2 separate regions of the Homo sapiens genome follow, and region 1 is linked to region 2. A link is an interaction called in ENCODE POLR2A ChIA-PET data of the cell type or tissue named here. Cell type or tissue: endothelial cell of umbilical vein. All regions are shown on one strand. Links, peaks and the distances in the headings refer to the core of each region. The heading gives the core; the rest is flanking DNA. Region 1 has its middle 25 kb from the start of BTBD3-AS1. Region 2 has its middle 170 kb from the start of BTBD3-AS1.

Region 1 (5,385 bases), core at 320-5,319, 150 kb before region 2:
GGAGAAAGGAAGAACCACCCATCCAACTACAGCTGCCTCTTACTATAGCTCCTGGCAATTGCAGATATGGGGAGTTGAATAGCACAGACATAGCCTTGAGACAAAGAGCTGAGCCAAGCCACCCCCAGCTCTGCACCACCATCTGAGATGTAGTTCTGGATTGTTCTGCAGAAACACAGGCAGCTGGAGGTATGCACAAAAGGAAGGAGGTGTGTGTTGGAGGAGACTCTCCCATTTAAAATAAGTCTTTAAACAAAACGTCCCATAAACATGAAATAATTGAACACTAAAAAGGACAATAAAATAAAAAATCAGCATGTAAATATGCTCTTAGAAGAGCTGTATATGAGTTAGTTATTGCTATGTAACAAATCACCCCCAAACTAAGTTGTCTTTAAATAGTTGCTTTTATGAAAGATTATAATGAAGATGTTCAGTATTATTAATATCTGTTTATCAAATAGGTAAATTTACTTGCACCAGAAAGAGAATAAGAATTTATGAACACAAAGTTCAGACATAGAAAGACACATCTGATAGACTTGAAAGATGGGGCAGTGGAAGGTAGATTGCAGAAAATGTCATGGGGTCAAGAGAGGGAAAATCATGATAAATAAGGAAGGTTATTGGTCATAATCAGTAGCTGGGCTGGAAGAGGACAGCAGAAGTCTTAGATTTAGTCTCAGAGCTCCAACTGGTGGAGTTCTCCTGTACCGTAGTAAAGAGAGAGAGGTAGACTAAAATAGGGAAATACGTTTCACTCAGGAACCAAGCAGCTTTCTCTACACACAAGAATGTATACAGGCACACAGGCATACATGCATGTGAAGAGAAAGAGAGCTCCTTTCAGCCTGAGAGGTGGGCACCAGAGCTCAAGGAGGGGCCTGTGGTTCTGAAAGCATGACCCAGTATAAGCCTCTTCAACACAAGGGTACCTAGGGCATCTGGGGATGGGAGTTCAGATGGCGGTGGCAGCAACATCAGTGACGTCAGAGAGAATAAGTGACCAGGATAGGTTTGTGTAGATATAGTTGTATGAACCAATGAGGGAAGAGAGGCAACTGTAATAAAGCAGAAGTTAGAAAGAACTGAGTGTGAGACAAGGTAAGACCAACCCCTGCCAACCCTGGTGCCTGCTAGAGAGATACAGGACAGGCGTGAGCTGAATCCTGCCATTTGGCTGTGGTAGCCAATGAGTCCGTGGACTTTAGAACAAACTGTTGAAGTAGCATCCTCTGGGAGCTGCATGCTGGTAAGGCCTAAGAGATATTCAGGTAATGCAAGAGTGTTATCAAGAAGGAAACATACAGCTCTTGGAGCACTATCCTTGAAAGTCTAAATTTACAAAATCATCAAGCAGCCCCTACGATGGCCTCCAGTAATTTTCATGTTCTGGTATTCAAACCAGTATGATTTCCTGCACACTGAATGGACTGACCTATGAAACCAATAAAATATTGCACAAATAGTGGTGTGTGACTTTAGTGACTAGGTCATAAAAGACATTATAGCTTCTGAGTTGCTTTGTTGGATAACTTGCTCTATGGGGAGCCAGTGGTCATGTTGTGAAGCCACTCGATGCACAAGCCATCCTATAGAGAGATCCAAGTGGTATGGAATGGAGGCCTCTGCTAACAGCCAGCAAGGACCTGAGGTCTCCTAATGTCAGTCCTGAAAGCAAGCTCTCCTGGAAGTAGATACTCAGCCCCAGGCAGCCTTCAGCTGACTGCAGCTTCAGCCAACATCTTGACTTCGACTTCCTGAGAGACCCCAAAGCAGAACCACCCTGCTAAGATCCACCCAGATTTCTGAATGTTTGTTATTTTCTAAGCCCTTACATTTTAGGGCAATTTATTATGCAGCAAGAAATAACTATTACAGATTTTGATACCAGAAATGAGGTCAGAAAAAAGGCCCTTTAAAGATTTTAAGGATTTGCCTTCTCACAGATTCTATGGATGCACCCATTCTAGGGCGGGATGATTTCATTCTGCTCCATGTGGCTACAACAAGCTAGCCTGAGCTTGCAAACATCATGGTGACAGGAACCCAGGAAAGAAGGAGAAAACAAACAAGCACTTTTCAAGCCTCTTCTTTTGTCAAATTTGCTTCTGCCTCATTGGCCAAAGGGAATCGCATGGTCAAGCAGAGTTGCCTGGTAGCGTGATACTTAAGTGCATGGATATAGGCAGATTTGGTCAACTGGGGCCATAAATACTATGAATGTACCAACAGCGTACTAAGATCTCCTTAAATAAATGTGAAATTATAGGAAAATGTTAAGATACCAAAACCTTTATTCACGTGTTCCTGTTTTTCACAGCTGTTTAATATAATCCAGTTTTCCTTAGTTTTTATGGATGAGTCCTTAAATTTATACATAGTATTTGATGTTAAATCTTGTCCAATCTGTCTGGTCAGTTTTGATGGGAAAATTCCTTGGAGTTGCCTTCTTTTATCAGTTACCAGAGGCTTCCCCTAAGCTTTGATATGCTGTCTAGTAATAAAACCTGACTACTTACAAATACTATTTTTAAAATGCTATTAAATTGTTTCAGGACTGCAGATCACTTCTCCCAGCACGCACATTCTGTAGTGCTTTTTCTTCCAAGATCAGAAGGGAGATTCAAAAAAGGAAATGCAATGCATGAGATGTTTGCTGCAAGAAGCATCTCTTCCCCATTGGAAGGTAATGCTGTTTCCTTTCTCTTAATGGTAGCTATTTGCCCTTTGAAGTCCAGCTTCTATTACTATTTTGTATTGGATGATTCTTCTTCTTCTTCTTTTTTTTTTTTTTTTTTTTTTGACGGAGTCTCACTGTATTGCCAGGCTGAAGTGCAGTGGCATGATCTCAGCTCACAGCAACCTCTGACTCCCTAGTTCAAGCAATTCTCCTGCCTCAGCCTCCTGAGTAACTGGGATTATAGGCACGTGCCATCACGCCCAGCTAATTTTTGTACTTTTAGTAGAGATGGGGTTTCACCATGTTGGCTAGGATGGTCTCGATCTCCTGACCTTGTGATCCTCCCGCCTCAGCCTCCCAAAGTGCTGGAATTACAGACGTGAGCCACCACACCCAGCCTGGATGATTCTTTTACACTATTTATACCTGTTAGGTTAGCACACTTCTAATGCACATACTTTCTTTTTCTGTTTCTTTTTCTTTTTTTTCTAGGATGTTTTCAATCCTGTCCCAGTTGCTTTAAAGAAAATTGGAACATAAATGTTAAAAAACATATTGAAACAACACTCGATGGTGTTTCCAAGCAGAGTTACCAAGTGGTTTCATTACATTGATATGTATTGCAAGAGGAATCCCTTGTTACAGAGAGCATCCAGAAAAAAAAAAATATGTGTGAGTTATGGGCCTTAAATGCCTACGCTGGATCCTCATGGGAAAACATGCCCTACTTAGTACAGGCGGCTCTCTTTTTTGAAGGCTTTCTGAGCTTAGAAAGCGTGGGATTTGGCCTCAATATTTTTTATATGGAATGTGAGAAACCGTTAGTACTTAAAACATTGATGTCGGTAGATTTGACCTTGTGGTTTCAAGAATTTTCAAGCAACCTGAAATTTCAGGGTAGTCGGTAGTTTGTACTTTTGTTGAGACAGGATATTTAATCTGAATGTGCTGTGAAGCTGGCTTTGGGTAGGAGTCACTTAATCCAGTGTGGCTACTCTGTCATTCTCATATTATTCCATCATCCTTCACCTAGGAACTCTTATGAAGTGATAGTAGTGGACAGGCCATTTGTCCACAGTGATTGCACCATCCCCAGTTTTCTCCCATCCTCTTAATAATTCTTGATATTCATTCAAGTTTCTCCTTCCACTTCCCCATTACAGCTCAAGTGGGCATTGATTGGACTAGGTCCAAGCATTTGGTTTAGAAGTGAGCCAGTGACTTAAAAATAATGCAATCAAAGCAGCCTTAAAGGACCTATGTATTGGTTAGATATTGCTGTGTAACAAACCACTCCAAAACTCAGTTGCTTTAAACAATAAACATTTGTTACAACTCATGACTCTGTAAGTCAGCTGTGTGGTTCTTCTGATCTCAGTTGGGCTTACCTAGATATCTGTGGTCAGCTGCGGATCAGAAAGTAGCTCTGTTCTCCCAGGCTGGGCCCTCGTGTGTTTTGAGGTTGGCTGTCTACAGGTTGGCCTGGGTTAGGCCCAGCTGAGGTGGCTTATCTCTGCTCCGTGTAGTCTCTCATTCCACATCAGGGTAGCTAAGGCTTGTGCTTATGGTGAAGGAAAAACTCTAAGACAGAGCGGAAATGTGCAATTCTCTTGAGGCCTAAGCTCCGAACTAGTATGTTGTCATTTCCAACATATTCTATTGGCCAAAGCAAGTCGTGAGGGCATCCCAGATTCAAGAGGTGGAAAAATAGACCCTGCTTCATGGTGAGAGGAACCACAAGTTCACATGGCAAAGGACATGGTTTCAGGGAGGGGTGGAATGTTGGAGCCATTTTTGCAATTAGTTTATCAGAGTCAGAGTGAAATGCATAGACCAGGACTAACTCTGTCTCACTTTTGGATATGAACAAGGAAGTGGATGGAATTCCTCAGAACTGCTGACTGCCTTCTTGATACCAAGAGGGAAGACAGCCTGAAAACAAGGCAAATGTACAGGGAAGGACAGAACAAAATAATCACAGAAGAAAAATGTCACAACCCTCATGACATCTGGATCAAGCCCTGGACTTTGCAGATGCTTAATCTAGTAAATTCTGGTATTACTTATGCCTGTGTGTTTGGAGTTTTCTCCTTGGAACATAGAGACATCTAAATAATATTGCAACTCAAAAGACTACAAATTGGATGTGGTGTATATTGCTCAGGTGATGGGTGCACAAAAATCTCAAGTTACCATTAAAGAACTTACTTATGTAACCAGACACCACCTGTTCCCAAAAAACCTATGGAAATAAAACAAAAAAAAAAAAAAAAAAAAAAAAAGAAGAAGAAAAACACATACCATAAAATTTTAAACAATAGAAAACAGAAATAAATAATACTGCAATTCAACAAAACAATAGCTTTGCTTCCCCCTTAAAATGGCTCCTCCCCCAAGAAATTTGGCTGCTGGAATGTCAATGAAAGTGAAGAGAATGAAAGATATGTAGGAGGCAGTTCTTTTTAAGAAAGTCAAAGTTTCACATAAATTACAGAGTGAAATACCTTATTCAACAGAAGTTCATATCTGTGACTTTAGTCCTATACTTATGGAATATTCAAGAGTCTGAAAGCGTCACTTACAATTTTCAGTTATAATTTACTGTCTGTTATGGGAAAAATTACATGTTTCAGTAGACAGTTCCTCAAACTTTTCTTTTTTTAACTTATATCTTCTAAACTGCTATCTCAGTTTGTTTTCTC
Region 2 (5,385 bases), core at 253-5,252:
GCCCCTGCTATAGGAATCTACTCTAAGCTGAGATCCTGTCTTGGATTTATGCCCTGAAACTACCATTCCCACTTCTCATTCTGTGTCTCTTTTCCTCCTAACCCTTCCACTTCCCTGGACTGTGCTCATGGCCCTCTGGCCCATCTCTTGCCTGTGCACTTCAGGTGGTGTTTCTAATTCATGGCAAGTGGTATTTCTAATGCGTGGCTTTCAAAATATTTTCCTGTAAAACTTACCTTCCTACCACTTAGAGCCATCTAAATGTTTTTCTTCAAAGATACACAATATTGAATTAATGCTCTTTCAGAAACAGAACGAAACTATTGTACTGTCTCTCCCCCATTCTTAAGAATGAGTGTTTGGATTGTAAAGTGATTGAACCACACTCGATTCTCTCTTATTAATGGAAAATTGGCCATAAATTGCTGAGGCGTGACTAGCTCATTTCCCAATACAGCTGCAAATGCTTTATGTGGGGATCACTTTCGATTTCTGAGAAAGAAAGGAGAAAACTCTACAGAACTGACACCTCACTAAACAGTACCTCGTGTCACTCCCTACCGAGAACTACTGTTCTGAAGAGGCAACGAATTGAAGATAGTGCCACCTTCAGCCAAGGCTGTTTCCTTAGAGTGCATATTTTTAATGTTTTTATGGTGTGGTAGATTTGGCTGCAAGCTTTGAAAAGGCAGCCATTAAACATTTTCGTTTTTTTCCCACCATTTAAAAAACTAGTCTAAAATGCATATATGCCTGAGAAGTGCTCTGTATTTAGCGCACAATTCATAATGACATCTTATTATAATTTTGAAAGCACAGTACATTTTACAAAGCATCTTCACCCATAAATTATCCATTTCAATCTTTAGAAATCCTCATAATATATATACTAGTACCCCCATTTTATAGATGAATAAGGTGTTTGGATAGATTCATTGATATATACTCAAGGACACAATACATAAAAAGACACTTGAGGTCATATCTTCTGATACCATGTCTAGTATTCCAGTAGATATCCATCTTCTGTCTCCCCCACCAAATCTTCTTTTCTCCTGGGATCAGCCCTCCCTTTGGAAAATTATTTTTTCCTGACTTCAGATGAAAGTCATAGAGTGGCTGCTAAACACTGTGCCCCACTGACCCCATTTCCCAGGGTCTATAATCCATGCAATAAAAAGAGAGTTGCAGTCAGCATTTTTTTTTTCTTTTAGTGAGAACCAAGAGTCACTTCTTCCCTCTCAGTTAATGAACTTCAAAGGTCTTCTCTGTCATGTTTCCAGTCTCATAAGAAAAGCAGTAAAGTCCATGAGAATGAAGCTGACATGGGAAGAGGAATCAGAAATGATGAAAGGGAATCCTTATGGTTTGTAAGTAGCTTGTGCCAACCCATGAGGCCAGCTGATCCCATGCCTTATATAGCTTTCTTACCACGTCAATACAGTCACTCCTTCCCCTAACCCTAGGACTTGGGGGTCTGCCATGTGTGTTAAAAAGAAACAGGTATTGGGTGGGTGTGGTGGCTTAAGCCTGTAACCCCACCACTTTGGGAGGCCGAAGCTGGCAGATCACTTGAGGTCAGGAGTTGGAGACCATCCTGACCAACATGGTGAAACCCCATCTCTACTAAAAATACAAAAATTAGCTGGGCGTGGAGGCATGTGCCTGTAGTCCCGGCTACTCAGGAGGCTGAGACAGGAGAATCGCTTGAACCTAGGAGGCAGAGGTTGCAGTGAGCCGAGATCGCACCACTGCACACCAGCCTAGGCGATGAGAGTGAAACTACATCTCAAAAAAAAAAAAAAAAAAAAAAAAACCAGAGAGAGAGAGATACAGGTATTCCAGTGCTGCATTAGCTCACTTGAACCTTACAAGAACACGATGAGTTAGGTGGCACAGTTATTACAATATTTATTTTTAAGTTGAATTAACTGAGACTCTGTTCATTTGAGTCTAATCCACAGAGATAAAACTAGTAGGTAACCAAGATGAGATTATAGCTCTCTTCTTTTTTATACCAAGTCCAAAACCTTTCTTTCTTACCACATAGTATACCTACTGCTGGTGGATAAAGAAGGTGAAACAAGACAGAATTCTACCAGTTGACAAAGTATACTTTTCCATTGCTGTGGAAGTCAAAATCTCCATGTAGTATTAACTCAGATGATCCCGTTTTTAAATTAACAACCATTTTTTCTCCAGCTCACTTTATATCGCGAAAGTTTCTATTTAGTTTAATCATTTATTGAGCACCTGTTTCACCTAAGAATCAATATTATTGGTGGAAAGTTGAACAAATGTATAAGATATAATCCCTGAATTCTAAGCATTCTATAGCTTTTTTTTTTATTTCTCTAATGTGCCTGTTATTTTTCATACCAGGAGTGGTATCCTGTACAAATCCCCTTAACCAGGATGGAGCCCTGTCTCCTCCAAGCTGCTGTGTGTTGGGTGTTGACTCACAGCTTCCTCCTTCTCTAAGGCAATTGCCTTAGGCTTCCGGGAGCTGCTGCAAATGTCTACAGGTTGTGCCCTTTTCTTGAGGCAGCTTTCAAACAATGACAGACTGATCCTGGTGCCATTCACACTTTAAAACTTCCTGTGGGACCAGGATGAGCCTAGATTTGTCCTATTCTGCTTTTCTCCCTCCACAGCAGTCCCTCCTGAGAGCACTCCATTACTTGCCAAGCATCCCCATCTCAGGCTCTGCTTTTAAGGAACCAGACCTAAGACGCCCTCTTCTTAATGTCTCATCTATATCTTCACATCCACGTCATGTTTGTCTTTTCTACTGGCTCTTGCACCCACCCAATCACACATTTGCTATGTTGGTCAACTGGAACAGAAGGAGCATCTTGGTGGTTTCAGGATTTGGTACCATATCCGTATACCCCATGCTGCACAGGGCTACTCAGCTGGCTAAGCTAGTGGATGTAAAGAGTGAGGGATAGCCTGTATTTCCTAAAATAGCATAGCAGCAACTGCACTAATTTTAGATAAGGACACAAAATGCCTGGGGATATAAAGATGTGTGTGTCTGTGTTTTAATCCAAGTTGAAATTATACAAAGAAACTTGCAAGAAGCACAAGAAAAAAGACCTATATTATGATTTTCACTTGAAGTGAAGTAAATGGAGGGGCTGGGAAATAGATGCCAGGCACCCCTCTCCAACGTGGGTATGCCTGGCTGAGTCCCTGAGACTGCAGAGTGGCAGTGTTGAGTGACCACCATGTGTTCAGCGAGGAGTGAATGCCAGAATATGCTCTAAGGAAAAGTGCAGATAATAAACTTAAAAAGACAACTTAGCAAAATTGGTAGTTTCTCAAGGAGTTGGGGGTCACCAGGTGAGTAGTGAGGACAGAGCCAGCCATAGGATAAGAAGAGAAAAGGCAGAAGAAGGGAGAAGAAGCTCAGTAAATGCCAGATGGGGTGCTTGTTGATACATGTATTCCAGAAAGTTTGGCTGGAAAATGTGGACAAAAAGAATTGATCTTGATTGGGCACATATATTATAAAACAGGAAATAGTGCTTATCTTTTTACAATTACGTGAAGTATGGGCAATGTCTCATCTTACATTTGAGGAAACCAGATTTGAAGTTGGATAACTTGTCTGAGGTCACACGGCTAGCAAGGGATGGGAGCTGAGGCTCAAACCCATCTGCTCAATGCTAAAGCATTATATGCTATGTTGCTTCCTGTGCCAACTATTTTTCTGCTCTATAACCTCACTGCATCCCTTTGAAATTTATTTTCTCCATGTCAAAGAATTGGAAATCTGCAACTGACTATTGACCAGACTCTGTCACTGATATTGTACAGCTAATTATATATATCTATTTTATAACTGTAATGGTTGTTAAGGTAATGTTAAATAATACTTTCTAAGCATCTGTTATATGAAGAGTTATATCCTCTGCATAGTATAAGGTTGAGTTTCTTTTTACTTCTTCTCAGTTTTTCCCCTTTTTCAGCTTTAAAAGATACTAGAGACTGGGAAAGAAAGGGCAAGGAGAAGTGGATGGGAGAGAGAGATTGGGAGAGATTTGTTAAATGATACAAAATTACAGCTAGATAGGAGGGTTAAGTTTCAGTGTTTATACCATTTTAGGATGATTATAGTTAACAATAATATATATTTTCAAAATAGCTTAAAGGAGGATATTGAATGTTCCTGTCACAAAGATATGATAAATGTTTGATATGATGGATAGATATGCTAATTACCCTGATCTGATCACTGGATCTTACATGTATGTAAACATCACTATGTACCTCATAAATAGGTACAATTACTATATGTCAGTTAAAAACATATCTAGCTAATTTTTTAAAAAAATGATAGTTAAAAAATAAAAAGATGCTTTCTAGCTATGGAGCAGCCAGAATTAGTAGTTCAAGCGCAGGGACTCATTAACATTGTGATCGGCCTTTTTTCTTATGATTTCTCCCAGATTCTACTTGTAGAAAAATGTAGAAAACAGACATTTTTAAAGTGTGTTCTCACTTGGGTCCTCGTCCTCTTCCTTCATTAATTGAGTTGTCCGCCTTTCAGTCATACTCAGCTCTAAGGTGGAACCACCACAATTGCACCACAACCCTTCTAACTCCTGACCTCTGATCATTGCCTTTGTCCTTAACCAGTTCTGCATTTCTTTCATAGCAGTAATCAAGCAAAAACCACTTCCTAGAAAAGTCTTCACCAACAGCTCTATAGGTTATAACATTGCTATCTTTCTAGAGCCTTGTAGCGTATGTGAATATGTATTAATACCTCATTCATACACATGCGTACGTGTAGTATATTATTTTAGATTAGGAAAAGTTCCCTGAGATCGCCACAGTCCCCATTTCCCCATTTTATAAATGAGGCACCGAAGCCCAGAGCTGCGACTTTGTCTAGGGTTAAACAATCACATTGTGGAAAATCCAGGACCACAGCCCATCAACATCTGTGTTTCTTCCCATGACTCTGTCACCACTCAAGAATGCCAGGACAAGGCACATTACATGCCTGGCAGGTTTTCTTTCTGTGTGTTTTTTTTTTTTTTTTTTTTTTTGAGATGGAGACTCACTCTGTTGCCCAGGCTGGAGTGCAGTGGCACAGTCTCGGCTCACTGCAACCTCTGCCTCCCTGGTTGAAGCTATTCCCCTGCCTCAGCCTCCTTAGTAGCTGGGACTACAGGTGCCTCCCACCATGCCCGGCTAATTTTTGTATTTTTAGTAGAGATGAGGTTTCACCATATTGGTCAGGCTGGTCTTGAATCCTGACGTCAGGTGATCCACCTGCCTCAGCCTCCCAAAGTGCTGGGATTACAGGCATAAGTCACCACACCTGGACCCTGATGGATTTTGTATGACTCATGTTGGTGTGGAGGACATCCT

The links. ChIA-PET counts read pairs that join two places held together with the same protein. Peaks named below come from ENCODE experiments on the same cell type or tissue, not always from the same donor. Only the 100,000 strongest peaks of a DNase experiment are listed, where the experiment ranks them.
Region 1: POLR2A ChIA-PET joins it to region 2 with 8 read pairs; 2 of 35 experiments call an interaction of 5 or more read pairs at or near these places.

Annotation. Positions count from the first base shown.
Region 1 is chr20:11,940,601-11,945,985 of GRCh38, forward strand. No RefSeq gene overlaps it. Among named protein-coding and RNA genes, the nearest start is that of BTBD3-AS1, 25 kb to the left of the region's middle. In endothelial cell of umbilical vein, for the core only: no CTCF peak of the experiment used is centred there; no DNase peak of the experiment used is centred there.
Region 2 is chr20:12,088,632-12,094,016 of GRCh38, forward strand. No RefSeq gene overlaps it. Among named protein-coding and RNA genes, the nearest start is that of BTBD3-AS1, 170 kb to the left of the region's middle. In endothelial cell of umbilical vein, for the core only: no CTCF peak of the experiment used is centred there; a DNase peak (open chromatin) is centred at 2,530.